Regions from separate parts of the Homo sapiens genome. Here region 2 is linked to region 1. Evidence: chromatin contacts called from ENCODE Hi-C data. All regions are on one chromosome and are shown on one strand. Each heading gives the region's core, a stretch centred on a gene start or an enhancer-like site at or near the end of the contact. The rest is flanking DNA. Distances are from core to core; before and after follow the strand shown. Region 1 holds the start of IGFBP3 (insulin like growth factor binding protein 3). Region 2 has its middle 730 kb from the start of IGFBP3.

Evidence for each region. A loop is a pair of places that touch in the nucleus more often than their neighbours do. Pooled maps may share reads with other maps.
Region 2: a map of PC-9 shows a loop between it and region 1 (12-fold over the local background). The contact joins the enhancer-like site here to the promoter of IGFBP3 in region 1. A Hi-C loop is called at or near these places in 4 of 168 maps with a recorded cell type or tissue (Calu3, GM12878, PC-9 and 1 more) and 4 of 50 pooled maps.

The regions. Positions count from the first base shown.
Region 1 is chr7:45,918,114-45,925,378 of GRCh38, reverse strand. IGFBP3 (insulin like growth factor binding protein 3) reads left to right here and starts at 4,107. Exons shown (of 5, transcript NM_000598.5): 1 at 4,107-4,641. The coding sequence starts at 4,239. RefSeq lists enhancers at 3,143-3,723, 3,724-4,304.
Region 2 is chr7:46,647,858-46,655,122 of GRCh38, reverse strand. No RefSeq gene overlaps it. Among named protein-coding and RNA genes, the nearest start is that of IGFBP3, 730 kb to the right of the region's middle. RefSeq lists an enhancer at 2,932-4,131. Within about 2 kb of position 3,887, at least 4 of the 41 ENCODE cell types and tissues checked have a DNase peak (open chromatin) inside an H3K27ac peak, as active enhancers do; they include PC-9 and mammary epithelial cell, where a contact is called at or near this core.

The DNA.
Region 1 (7,265 bases), core at 2,858-5,357:
TAAGAGTTCATCCTTCCATCAGTGCTGTAAGATAGGTACTAGTGCCCTTACCTGGTCCTAGAATTGAGTTGCAGAACTTGCCCAATGTCAGAAAGCTATTGAGAGGAGAACTGAGCAAGCAGTTAAGAATAAACTCTAGTCTACTGTGATTGAAGTCCCCAGTCTCTCTCATTGTTCTGAAGCTTCAACCTTGAAGAAAAGTTGGAAGTTAGACAGAGTCAGGAATTGCCTCTGTTTGAATGACCAGGAGACACAGAGGTAACTCTTATCATGTAAATGACTAACTGTGTAGGCAAGGGTGTGGGTGCCCACATGTAGAAGGTAGCACTATTGTGAGAGAAAGCCATGACAGGAGTATCATTGTCCTGAGCAGAAACCTCCCTTCCATGGGGTGGGCTCCCAATGTCCAGGCCCCTTCTCTGGAGCATCTATCTCCAGATTGTCTGACGACACGGGACAGCACTAACTCTGAGGAGCCCCTGTCTCTGGACCATGGATTTCCACTGCCACAGGTACCACTGTCCCCATCCAGTATATCCAGTTACCTTCTCTTCTCTTCCAAATCTCAGAATTATGCCTTCCACAGGTCACATGCACAATGCCAACACCATCCCCTCTGAGCCCTCCCCTCGTCCCTCCAGGCACACAGAATGACTCTCTGTGGATGCCCATACTTTCTTCTTGCCTGCCTCTCTCAGCTGGACTCTCCCACATTGTTTAAGACTCAATTCAAATGCCACCACCTCTCAGAAGTTTTTTCTGACCACACGGACAGGTTTGCCATCCCTCCAGCAGGGTTATAAATGCACCCGGTGAACCTCTCTGTTTTCTCTGCTGTCACACTGCCTACCACTGTCTGGACTCTGGTGAGTCACTCCAGCCAGCCTGTGAAATCCTGCAGCTGGCACATGGAGGTGCTTAGTAATCATTCTTGGACTAAGTGGATAGATGAACTCTTAATGATGTTATTTGTGAGTAAAAGTCATTTGCAGTGTTGTTAGCCACCGTGATGTTGGCAGTTGATGGTCCCCAATGCATCCCCAAGCCCAGTATATGTAATTCCGGGAGGCTCACCCAGCAGGCGATCTGATGGAGAGAAAATTAGATTTCCTGTCTCCACCAATACGTCCCCTAAAGGGGAAAAAAAACCTGAAGCTTATAGGGTGAGAGCCACTGAGTCCTAGCAACTGGGTCCCCAACACTGCTTGCCTTTAGAAGTTTGGCTCTTTCTGTTCTAAGTCTATTGGTGGTCAGTAAGACTGATAGCCACACCCCAGAGGACACTGAGAAACAGTAGTGCTGTCAGAAGGAGAGAGACCCTAGGGTGGCTTGTCCAGCTGGGGGCTGAGCAGAAGAAAAGCAAAGGAGCCAGTATCACGCAGCGACAAGGTGCCCTTTAGCAGCAGGAGTGGGCTCAAAGAAATGAGTGGTTTAGGTCACCTGGTGAAAATAACGAGGCTGACCAAAGGAAACACTAATTATAATCAGGTCAGCTGGACTCCGTTAGTGAAAAGAGATCTATGCAGCCTCCTGACCTCTATTCGGATGGTTATTCGCTACTTTTGCAATGATTAGCAATTGTATGCCAAGCACCTTCACAGGGGGTAAACATCTTTCTCACTAAATACTAGTTTATGTTAAAAACTACAAACACCAGATGAATTGGAAGTTTAACAGAATTAACGAGCATGTCACAAAATTAAGTTTTATCCAGTCCAAATCCTTCCTGCAACAATTATGTTCCGGGAGGGGCAGGGAGCTTGCAGTTATCAAATAAAACTGGCTAAATAACAAAACACAATTCTCCCCGTGTCACTGCCTCAAATTTACTCTGCTGTTGCAAGATGTCATGATAAAGGTGATGGCAATCTATATAAAACATTGTTATTGGAATAGCCTTTGAAAGTTGAAATGTGACTTAGTCTTTACGTGTGTCCCGTGGTCCCTGAGGCCGGGCTGGACGCCTGGAGCTTTGGCGCCCCCTAGCCATTCGGCACTGAACAAGTTTCTCCAACTGCAATGCGAGGGAAAAAAGAAGAGAACCAAGAATAAAACAAATTTTTTAATCCTTTCCAAAAAGACATTGTTTCTGATCTTCCCCTGTCCACTCTCCAGATGATAAAGCTGAATAAAAAGTGCTACACTAACCAGTGGTCAGTCCAGGCTCTGCTGCAACATTGCACTAACCAGAACTGCAGACCTGGGACCTCAAGAATTGCATTTGATGCCGAACCCAGCTCTAATTTCAGAGTCAAGGTCTCTGCGAGTATTTAAGGAACGGATGTAAACCTGGGGGATTCGTTTTGTTTCCTTCAATTTTCCAATGAAATCAGAGATCCTGTTCTTGGGTGTCAACGCAGATACTAGAAGGAGGTGATACAAGAGAAAGGAAACAGCAAGCGACGATTATGGCACGGTTTCCTGTAAACAAGGTTGAGTGTAGCCACAGCCTGAGCACTGTGGGAGAAGAGCTCATAAGAAAATGACGGTGCTGGGCCTTCGTCACCCCGGGGCACTCCATTGTTCTTGTCTTTGGTCTCTTTTTATTTGTAGAGGTCCAATTATTTATTTATTTAGTACAAGAGGGAACGAAATTGATCTTTCCATTCTAAAAGGAGAGTATATATGTATAAAAGGAAGCTGTATAGATATGGGGGAAGAGGTGGACAGGGGGAAAAGGGGAGAGGACGAGAGAGAGAAAGGGAGGGAGAGGGACAAGGAGAGACACTGGGCGAGAGATCGATTAGGAGAGACAGAAATGATGAATGAAGATTAACTTCACCCAAGGCTTCGTGCTGGAGGGGAATGGAGGAGCTCCTGATTTGCTATTACTACTCCAAACTGCAAAGGGCTCCTTCAAGTCACCTATCCACCTCCTAAGGCAAGCGTCCAATTTCAACAGCGTTCAGGAAAGTCTCCTCCCGCGGAGGTCTCACCGCTTCCCACTCCACCCCCACAAACTCTTTGGAAAAGTGCCTTGAAAAATTTAATCCTCAATCCAATCCTGGACCACCAGCGTCCTCTGTTGGTCACCGAAGGGAGGGGGTGCGCAGACAAAACTGAAGAAACTCGAGTGCCAGAGAAGGCCGACAGGAGTTACAGCGACCTCAGCGCGCAATTGCGCCCCCGAACTTTACTGAAAAGTGTTTAGATTGCAGAGATAAGCTAGAATCCCAACGCATCGAGAATACAGTAATACGAAGTCGCCTTCAAAAAATGACAATGAAAATTGCCTATTAAAGGACTATTTGGTTAATTACGTTTCAGCAGTGCCCAGTTTATTGTCTTTATTATTCTTTTGTCATGGGTGTAAACTCCATTTGAAAACATAATCAGGGAGAATACCCAAGACAAGAAGAACAGTTGTCATTTAAAATATTTGAAAAGCCCTGCCTTAAGGACGCATTCGCTTGCCGGTCCACTCTTAATTGGAGACTTGCGGTGTAGCAACACGTGAGAGTCTTCTTGCGTTGAGAAGTAAGCCTGGAAAGGGGCGAAGGCCCCGGGCGCATCTTCAGATGCGTATTTGTGGGCCCCTGGGGATATAAACAGCCCAGCGGGTGTAAATTAAACCCCGCAGTGCCTTGGCTCCCTGAGACCCAAATGTAAGTCAGAAATGTCCCAAGACTTCGCCTGCCAACGGAATTAAATTTTAGAAAGCTCCACGAGGTACACACGAATGCGGAGCGCTGTATGCCAGTTTCCCCGACACCGGCTCGCCGCAGGGAGACCTCACCCCGAGAGCGGAAGGGGTAAGGGCGGCGGGGTCAAGGAGATCGGGGGTGCTGAGTTGGCCAGGAGTGACTGGGGTGACCGGGGGTGCTGAGGTGGCCTGGAGTGCCGGGGTGGCCGGGCACACCTTGGTTCTTGTAGACGACAAGGTGACCCGGGCTCCGGGCGTGCGCACGAGGAGCAGGTGCCCGGGCGAGTCTCGAGCTGCACGCCCCCGAGCTCGGCCCCGGCTGCTCAGGGCGAAGCACGGGCCCCCGCAGCCGTGCCTGCGCCGACCCGCCCCCCTCCCAACCCCCACTCCTGGGCGCGCCGTTCCGGGGCGTGTCCTGGGCCACCCCGGCTTCTATATAGCGGCCGGCGCGCCCGGGCCGCCCAGATGCGAGCACTGCGGCTGGGCGCTGAGGATCAGCCGCTTCCTGCCTGGATTCCACAGCTTCGCGCCGTGTACTGTCGCCCCATCCCTGCGCGCCCAGCCTGCCAAGCAGCGTGCCCCGGTTGCAGGCGTCATGCAGCGGGCGCGACCCACGCTCTGGGCCGCTGCGCTGACTCTGCTGGTGCTGCTCCGCGGGCCGCCGGTGGCGCGGGCTGGCGCGAGCTCGGCGGGCTTGGGTCCCGTGGTGCGCTGCGAGCCGTGCGACGCGCGTGCACTGGCCCAGTGCGCGCCTCCGCCCGCCGTGTGCGCGGAGCTGGTGCGCGAGCCGGGCTGCGGCTGCTGCCTGACGTGCGCACTGAGCGAGGGCCAGCCGTGCGGCATCTACACCGAGCGCTGTGGCTCCGGCCTTCGCTGCCAGCCGTCGCCCGACGAGGCGCGACCGCTGCAGGCGCTGCTGGACGGCCGCGGGCTCTGCGTCAACGCTAGTGCCGTCAGCCGCCTGCGCGCCTACCTGCTGCCAGCGCCGCCAGCTCCAGGTGAGCCGCCCGCGCCAGGTGCGCTGCGTGCAGCACCCGGCGCACTGGCGCCGAAGGGCCTGGGGGTTGCTGGGTGCCGCTGCGGGAGACTCCGCTTTTCTTCTCACTGGAGATAATATGTGGGGAAACTGAAGGCGCTCCGGGAAAGGTGAAGGCGGTCGCCGGAGGGACCCTCCCCAGCCGGCCCTCTACTTGCTCGATTCTCTAAGTGCAGAGTACTTGTAAATTGCAAAGCGCTTTCAGTGAAAATGGGTTAAAGGTTTCCGGAGCTGAGGGGAGCGGTACCGATGTTTAGCTGTTGGAAAGATCCTGGACACAGGAGATTCTCCTCGCCCCGCACGGGGGTGCACACGGACTGCAATCCCAGGGATGCTTGGGGATGGGGGGGATATAGGCGGATTTGGACCAAGGAAGGTGGGCAGGCACGTTGTAGGAAATAGTACCTCTCTTTTAAAATACTGACTTTGCACAGCCTTTTGGTTTGCAAAGCAATGTCTAGTCCCGGTATGTCCAAAAACAAGTAAAGTGGATTCGGGTTTTGATATCTTCTGCGGTTGGAAAACCTGAAGCTGAAAAAGAAGTAACTTCTTAAGGTTACCCAGCGGCCACAACAGAGTGTAGGTTTGAACTCCGCGTGCCACTTTCAGTACCATACCATTCTTACAACTCGGGCCACCCCTGCACCTGCGCCGACCTCAAACAAACTTCCAGGTGCGTGGTGGGTGCGGGCAATGTGGACTAAGTCAATTTCAATGACACGGAAGGGAATTGGAATCAGTCCTAGGGCTGTCTCCCTTCTTAATCTGAAATGGGGGGGGGAATGAGATGTTGTTAAGGGGAGCCCCAGAAGAGGAAAAATGCAAACATTTGGCAGAGTTACCCTCTTGGCTTAGCCACTATCAGTATCAGGCAGACAGCGACTCTGGTAAGGGCATCACATTGTTCCCTTAAAAAAAGGAGCGGGGGTTGTTTAAATGGATTTGGCAGCTGTTCTTTCAAGCATTCTTAGCCAGCCTCACCTAGTTATATGAGAAATAAAGTTCCTGCCTTGCACAGCTGAAGGCTGGGAGAATTCTCCCCATCCTAATTCCCCCAACTCCCCAACGATCACGTTGGACAGATGTCACTGGGCAGGCCCCCATCTAGGGCTAGCAGGATGAACAGTCCCTTTATAATTTATGTAGCTGTAGAGTTCCACGCCCGGGTGAAGTTATTTTCTGGCTCGGCAAGGCTGGCTCTGTTCACCCCTGAGAAATGCTGGATTCATGGAAAGGCAAGATGCCTGAAACATACACTGGCTCTGGTCAGCTGTTAAAGCTGCTGGAGGCATTTGTCTCTCGGGGCAAAGTTATGTCATTTGCCAAGTGTCGTACATTATTGTGCATTTTGGGGTATTCAAAAAGTGATCTTAGAAATACTGATACACATCGTCATTCTTGGGCTTTAGCAATCATCATGATTACCACCTTAGTAGCACTGTAGTATAGGTTGATGTGAGTTATAAGATTATAAAAAGATCTAAGTGACTTCTAGAATCTATTTGACAAAAAAAGGTAAATTTTCGACAGTCAAAAGTCACAATTATCTGTTGCTTAAATAGAACTGTTTTGTCTTCATGCCCTAGTCTGCAGCCCAGGCATTAAGAAGAAACCAAGGAAATTTAAGAAATTACTCAAGGTTCTTAGAAAAGAAGTATAAATACGTTTATTTACATGTTCTTAGAGTATTTACATTCTTAGTATCTCTTTTATCTCAGTATTTCCTTGAAAAAGAAAGCAAGCTAAGATTAAAAGAAATTGAAACCAAATCCTCGCAGGTAGGGACCTCCTCTGTGAGGCTCTGTGCTGGACCCTGGGAATGTGTGCTTCCCAAGGTATGAAACCCCTTGGGGAACTTTACAGCAGGACCTCAGTGAGCTGTTTGGCAGGTGAGGAAACTAAGACCCAGAGAGGAGAGGGACTTTCCTAAGGCCCTGGTGAGTGACCTGCCAGTAGCCACTTCCAGGGGAGAGCAGAGCATCTGCAGCCAAATCATTGCAGCCCCAGGTAGCTTTCTAGAATAGACTGTGGACCAGATGGGCCACCTGAGCTCCCTGCTAGGGTTACACATTATAGCCCTGTTTGTTGTAGTAGAGAAATTTCATGACTCTCAATTGTGGACTTAAGCCGATGCCTCCAGACCTTGGCATGGTCCACAGGCCCTGGGAGCATGGGCTCTGAATGTAGCCTTTGATCCCCATAGCGGTCTTACAGCCCCTCCAAGTTCATTCTGAAGAAGGAATGGAGTGAGAATCCTGGCTGCAGATCCAGTCTTGAATTTAGTCATATACTTAAAATTCCAATTCAACTGTTAACATTCCAGCATCCATTTTAAGCATCAGACTTTCTTCATTTAGCACTTTTTATTATAAAAGGGAGATCTGCTGGAGGGGGATTTCTCCTACCCCACCCCCACCCAGGGAAGGAAAAGCTCTTTGGCACTTAGAAGTCTGAGCCGTGAGTGGGACTTTGGCATTGTCTGCATCCATGTGCTGCTGTGTTCACCCGGGGTGAAAAGGACTCACTTAGGCAGGCACCAGCAAGATGCACAGGGTCTGTGTAGACCTTGAGTTTTAGAGATGTAAC
Region 2 (7,265 bases), core at 2,638-5,137, 730 kb before region 1:
GTGCCATCCACCACCTTTGGGATCTCCCTTCTGAGTCAACAGGCCAAGAATTTACTGTGTTGGCTGGCATGACTGATCCAGATTACCAAGGGGACACTGAACTACTACTCCCTAGTGGAGGTAGAGTATGTCTGGAATACTTAGAGCATCTCTTAATATTACCATGTCCTGTGATTAAAGTCAATGGAAAACCACAAAAAGCTAATATATTCAGGCCATCTAATGGCCCAGACCCTTCAGGAATGAAGGTTTGGGTCATCCTACCAGGTAAAGAACCACAATTGGCTGAGGTGCTTGCTAAAGTCAAAGGGAATACAGAATGGATAGTGGAAGAAGGTAGTTATAAATACCAGCTACAAACACATGACCAGTTACAGAAAAATGACTCATGACTGCAATTGTCACAAGCACTTTCTCCTTACTTTGTTCTGAGTATGTTTTTATGCATATGTATGTGTATCTTTTATTCTGTCTTATCTTGTTGCCTTGTAACATAAGATGTATTTATTTCGTATTGTAGTATTTAAATATTGTTAATTTACATTATAAAATTTAAGTTATAGAATACCAAGGAGAAGAATAAACATCACTCAGGGCTTTACCTCTGCTTCTGGGGAAGGAGTTAGTGCATTACTGGTAGTACATAGGATAGGTGTATCACGTTCAGTGGCATTGTGACCTTGTTATTGTTTTTATTTGAGGATTAATTATGATTTGAGGTGAGGCATTTGTGTGCCAAGTTGACAAAGTTTGAACTTGTGATGGTTGATTCTACATGTCATCTTGACTGGATCATGAGGTGCACAGTGCTATTTCTGTGTGTGTTTTTTATGGTTTTTCTGAGTTGAATGAGAATTTGAATCTGTGGACTCAGCGAAACAGATTGCTCACCCCAATGTGGTTGGCCATTACCCAATCCATGAAGGGTTGGAGTAGAACAAAAGACAAAGAAAAGAGGAATATGCCTCTTCTTTCTTCTGCCAGCATGAGCGGAAACATCCCATCTCATCTCATCTTCCCTGGCCCTCAGACTGGGATTTATACCATTGGCTTCTCTGGTAATCAGGCTTTTGGGCTTGGATTAATTTGCATCACCAGCTTTCTGGGATCTACACCTCTCAGAGTGCAGATCATGGAATTTCCCAGCCTCTGTAGTTTCAAGAGCCACTTCCTCATAATAAATCTCCGCATATATCCTACAGGTTCTCTTTTTCTGAAGAACACTGACAAATACATTTTTCCCTTGTCTGACAACTCATTCTGCTTATTATTATAGATATTTGTGTATTTAACCTGTTTTTACTGAATAATGATTTTTTTGCAAGGGCAAGCATTGGATTTCCCCCATTTCTACATCATCTTTAGGTCCTGGCGATCTGTTTGGGTACCTAAGAGCTTCAGAAAGTGTTTCAATGGAAATGAATAAATTAGCAATTGTTTGTCTGTGTGCTCACTCATGCAAATATAACTTTTTTTTTTCTTGAGATGGAGTCTTGCTCTGTCACCCAGGCTGGAGTGTGGTGGCGCACTCTCAGCTCACTGCAAACTCTGCCTCCTGGGTTCATGCCATTCTCCTGCCTCAGCCTCCCGAGTAGCTGGGACTACAGGCGCCTGCCACCACGCCTGGCTAATTTTTTGTATTATTTAGTAGAGATGGGGTTTCACCATGTTAGCCAGGATGGTCCCAATCTCCCGACCTCGTGATCCGCCCGCCTCGGCCTCCCAAAGTGCTGGGATTACAGGCGTGAGCCACAGTGCCCTGCCAATATAACTTTTTTCTATTGTCTTTAACATTTTGATTTTCTAACTTATGCTTCTACATTGTAAGTATTTCCAGAAAGAGATCAGAAAGAGAATCATGTAGATGCTCACTAAAATTCAATTCTTCAGGCAATTCTCCCTCAAAAATCCACAAGTGAAGCCACACTGATATTTGTATGGGATTTTTCTCAGGGAGTTCTCATGTTACACTAACATCCACTTCTTGGTATTCATTATGATTCTTTTAATACTGAAAGATTTTCAGAACTTCTTGCTAACTTGGAATCATCAACTGGCTCTAGGTGGGCCCAATAAGGTCTTTTCCTAATTCATCCAACCACCCAACACAGTATTAAAGGACTCTTGTTCAAAGCATTTATGTTATTTTTTAGCTTCCAGATATGTTTTTTACTTTTTTCAATATTTTACCTCTTCTTCATTATCCCTGACCTGATCTTTTAGATGTATGTTTAACTCTTAGACATATGGTCAATGCTTTTTTATTATTTTGTCTCATGTTTTCCAACTTTTTCTTTGAGTTCTGAGTTTTGTTAATAATCAACTTAGTGTTCAAAGTAAACATCTGACTATCGAGCATGCACACTTGTTTTTTTACTGTATTTCTTACAATGTCTAAGACCTTTTTTTCTCTTTGTTCTGCCATTCAAAGCTGCCATTCTTGTTTCATACTTGCAACATCTTCTTAAATCTGCTTAATGCGTTTTCTCCTGCTCCCCAAAGTATATTAGTTTTTTTCTGAGTTCAGTGTCCCAGGAGTTCCCCCAGCCCCCTTTCTTGTGGTTGGTTTTCTCATGTGTCTGGTGAGGGCAGATGGTCCATTTGCATCACCGCTGGTAATATTTCCACGGGTTAGGTTGGTAAGTATGTTCATGTAATACATGAACATGTAAACGCCAGGGCTCACAGCAGACAGCCCAATAATTTATGGAGTGAGCAGACAAGCAGGTTTCACTTAAGGAATATGTGGAGTGGCCTGGAGTGTTTCATTTTGTTTCTTCCTGGCCAACAATGCTTGTCTCTTCTGAAATAATGTTTCTTTTTCCTTTGAGCCTGGGTAAAGGTCTAGTTCCCTCAGTGTCTGCTCACTTTCTTTCTTAGGTGCCTATCCCCCATCTCTAAGAACAGATTTTCAGTTCAGCCTGGGGTAGGCATCACCATTCTCCATGTGTCCAATCCAGGCAAGTCTACCTCTGGAGTGCCTGTTCATTACTGATATGCTACATTCTACCTCTGCTACGAGGTTGCTGAAAAGCTAAAGTAGGATCATCTGTGAAACACTGGTATATAGCTCTGCCTTCACATACCTGGTTCTCATAAGAAGAAATGCCCTGTCACTGTTTCCTTGCTGGAAAATCCCTACTCGGTTTGTAACACGCAGCAAATGAATCAACTTTCTGCATGAATCATGCCCACACCTGAGAGAATCAGGTCAAAACTATTGTTCCCATTTTGCATATGTGGAAAATGAGGCTTGAGTAGAGCAAGTGAGACAGGCAGGTGGGACCAGGAAACATCACCTGGAATCTTTGACGCTAGACGGCAGAGAGGGGTCACCTGGGATTTTGTTCTCTCTGGTACAGCTCACTTTCCTTCCTCATGAATCAGTCCCTGGAGCATTGCTGTGCCAAACCCTTATCAACCTCAGCAGGGAAGGCGCCAGGTTCAAGAGGCCAAAGAAAAGACTCAGAATCAGCAAATGAGACACGGGGTTTTATTAGGGGCTTTCATACAGGGGGGAGAGTCCAGTGGCGGCAGGCTGGGCAGGAGAACCGCCTTATGGACAGAAGCAATCCAGTGACAGCAGGCTGGACAACGTAAACGCACAGCACAGTGGTGGTGGGCTGGGCAGGACAACCACAACCACTTGAAAACAGCATGCAGTTTATGGAGTATTTTCACTTAACACCCTCCCTGTAATGACCTCCACCTGACAACCTTCATTTACTGACCCCCCCCCCCCAACCAAAACTCAGATCCTCAATCTTCTATACAGCCCGTGTTCCACAGGACATGCCAGGGGCTCAGAGGTTCCTCATAGACAAGGAATGAATCACCAGATTGGCCACTCCTGGATTCCCGAGCTTGGAACAACACTCAGGTGTGTCTACCACACAGGGTCATTCTAAGGGTATGCTTAAGTTATTGCTGTCAGGTGCATTTACCCAACAGCATCTAACAGTGAAAGAGACTTCCACAGGGCAACATGCTGTGTTTAGCTAGCCCTATCTTTATTCTTAGGGGGATTTTTTTCCCAAATTCATATTTTATATTTTTGCTCAAATTTTTAACTGGTTTGGAAACCTGGGCCTCTATTTCATTGAATTTGAATGATGACACATATTTAAAAGTTTACCAAAACCTTCTTTGTCTCAAAAAAATCATTAAAGTACCATGAAAATACAAATAATTGTACTATTTGATACAGAAATAATTAATTAATTAAAAATAAAAGAAAATATTTTCAACCTCACTTTCTCTCGAAGGAAATTTTACTTATCATATTCTCTCTTTATTTCCCCCCTTCAGTTGATTGGATGTGTTATCTCCTTTCTGATTTTCTTCCTTCCTTCCTTCCTCTCTTTCTTTTCCTTCTATCTTCTGGTATGTTTCATTATTCTGCTCAGTTTTTTATTTAGCCATCATATTTTCAATTTTCAATAATTCTCTGTTCTCTGATTATTTATTTTTAAAAAGTAGTTTTATTGAGCCAGGAAAAAATATTTAATAAAAAACAGAAAGCATAAATTATATGTCTATTAATAAACAGAAATATTGCTTTCAGATGGCATTGAATTAGGGGATTATTCTGCTCTGGTAAAAACCAGGCTATCTATGCATCTTCTCCTGCTGCCGCATTTGTTCTGATGAAGAAACCAATTTTTGGAATACCTTCAGCACTGTCTGTGGGATATTTGCAGGGTGCACATATAAGAAGAAGATGTCTTCCTCAGTGTTATTTAACTCTGTGCAATAACAACTTAGGAACAGTGATAGCTAGAGCTAGAGAAGTATTTTCAGTGAAAACAGTGATGTCCGAACATTGAGCAATTGTAGACTGAATTCAAGAATTCACTGTAATTCACACAAAAGTCATTGTAAAAGGAAGTACTAATTTCTGGTAAAACAGATGCAATACTTAGAAAAAAATATAGACAGAGCATAACCAAATCTTAAAAGAAAAGTGTTTTGTCTCTACTATTGAACTTAGCTAAGGATTTCACCCACCCACAGTGAGGAGGGATTGGGGTTAACCTCAGAATTGCATCGTGTTTTAATCAGAGCTTTGGAAAAATACAGCCATGAGAAGCTAACTGCATAAATCGTAACTGTGCATAAATCATTCTGCAATGTGAATTCAACACTTTCAAATAAATTTCCTGTTGTCTTTATGAAGTTTCAATTATATCTTCTGCATTTACAAGCAGTCTGGTGGCCCATGCAAGGCTGTCCTGATTCAAATAGAATTCCTAAGAGTTGGTGTCTAGAAGGATCTATTTAACAATTCAGGATGTTCAGGATATTGAAAAAAGTGGCAATGTTTGTATAACATTTTTGAATTGCAAAAGCATTTTCATATTTGTCATTTCATGTGAGACTCCCAGAATCTTTGAAGGTAGGGATTTTTTTTTGGCTTACTTTTTAGCATCCTCATTTGGGAGATGAGAAACCCAAGGCTTGCAGGTACGCTGTGTTGTCTAAGGTGGTGCTGGCAAACCATTCTGGACTCCAGTCCTTAACTTCCAGAATCATCTCTTATTTGTTGATATGGTTTGGCTATGTCCCCACCCAAATATCATCTTGAATTATAGTTCCCATAATTCTCACGTGTTGTGGGAAGGATCTTGTGGGAGATAACTGAACCATGGGGGTGGTTCCCCCATACTGCTCTCGTGGTAGTGAATAACTCTCATGAGATCTAATGGTTATACAAGGAGTTTCCCTTTTTGCTTGCCTCTCATTCTCCCTTGCCTGCTGCCATGTAAGATGTACCTTTCACCTTCTGCGATGATCATGAGGCCTCCCCAGCCACATAAAACTGTGAGTACATTAAACCTCTTTAAATTCCTTATGAATTACCCAGTCTCAGGTTTGTCTTTATCAGCAGCGTGAAAATGGACTAATACATTAAATTGGTACCAGTAGAGTGGGGTGCTGCTGTAAAGATACCCAAAAATGTGGAAGTGACTTTGGAACTGGGTAACAGGCAGAGGTTGGAACAGCTTGGATTGCTCAGAAGAAGACAGGAAAATGTGGGAAAGTTTGGAACTCCCTAGAGACTTGTTGAATGGCTTTGACCAAAATGTTGATAATGATATGGACCATGAAATCCAGGCTGAGGTGGTCTCAGATGGAGATGAGGAAATTGTTGGGAACTAGAGTAAAGGTGACCTTTGCTATGTTGTAGCAAAGAGATTGGTGGCATTTTGCCCCTGCCCTAGACAGTTCTGGAACTTTGAACTTGAGGGAGATGGCTTAGGGTATCTGGCAGAAGAAATTTTTAAGCAACAAAGCATTCAAAGATGACTTAGGTGCTGGTGAAAGCATTCAGTTTTAAAAGGGAAACAGAGCATAAAGGTTCATAAAATTTGCAGCCTGACAATGCAATAGAAAAGAAAAACCTATTTTCCAAGGAGAAATTCAAGCTGGCTGCAGAAATTTGCATAAGTAATGAAGAGCCAAATGGTAATCACTAAGACAAAGGTGAAAATGTCTACAGGGCATATCAGAGAACTTTGAAGCAGCCCCTCCCATCACAGGCCCAGAGGTCTAGGAGGAAAAACTGGTTCTGTGGGTCAGTCCAGGGCCCTTCTGCTGTGTGCAGCCAAGGAACTTGGTGCCCTCCATACCAACCACTCTAGCCATGGCCACGGTACAACTCAGACCATGGCTTCAAAGAGTCCAAGCCCCAAGCCTTGGCAGCTTCCACTTGGTGTTGAGCCTGTAGGTGCAAAGAAGTCAAGAACTGATGTCTGGGAACCTTTGCCTAGATTTCAGTTGATGTATGGAAATGCCTGGATGTCCAGGTAGAAGTTTGCTGCAGGGGCAGGGCCCTCATGGAGAACCTCTGCTAGGGCAGTGCAGAAGGGAAATGTGGGGTTGAAGCCCCCACACAGAGTCCCCACAGGCACTGCCTAGTGGAGCTATAAGAAGAGAACCGCTGTCCTCCAGGAACCAGAATGGTAGATCCACCAACAGCTTGCACCATGTACCTGGAAAAGCTGCAGACACTCAGTGCCAGCCCATGAAAGCAGCCAGGAGGGAGGCTGTACACTGCAAATCCACAAGGGTGGAGCTGCCAAAGACCATGGGAACTCACCTCTTGCATCAGTGTGACCTGGATGTGAGACATGGAGTCAAATGAGATTGTTTCGGAGCTTTAAGATTTAATTGCCCTGCTGGATTTCAGACTTGCATGGGGCCTTTAGCACCTTTATTTTGGCTAATTTATCCCATTTGGAATGGGTGTATTTATCCAATGCCAT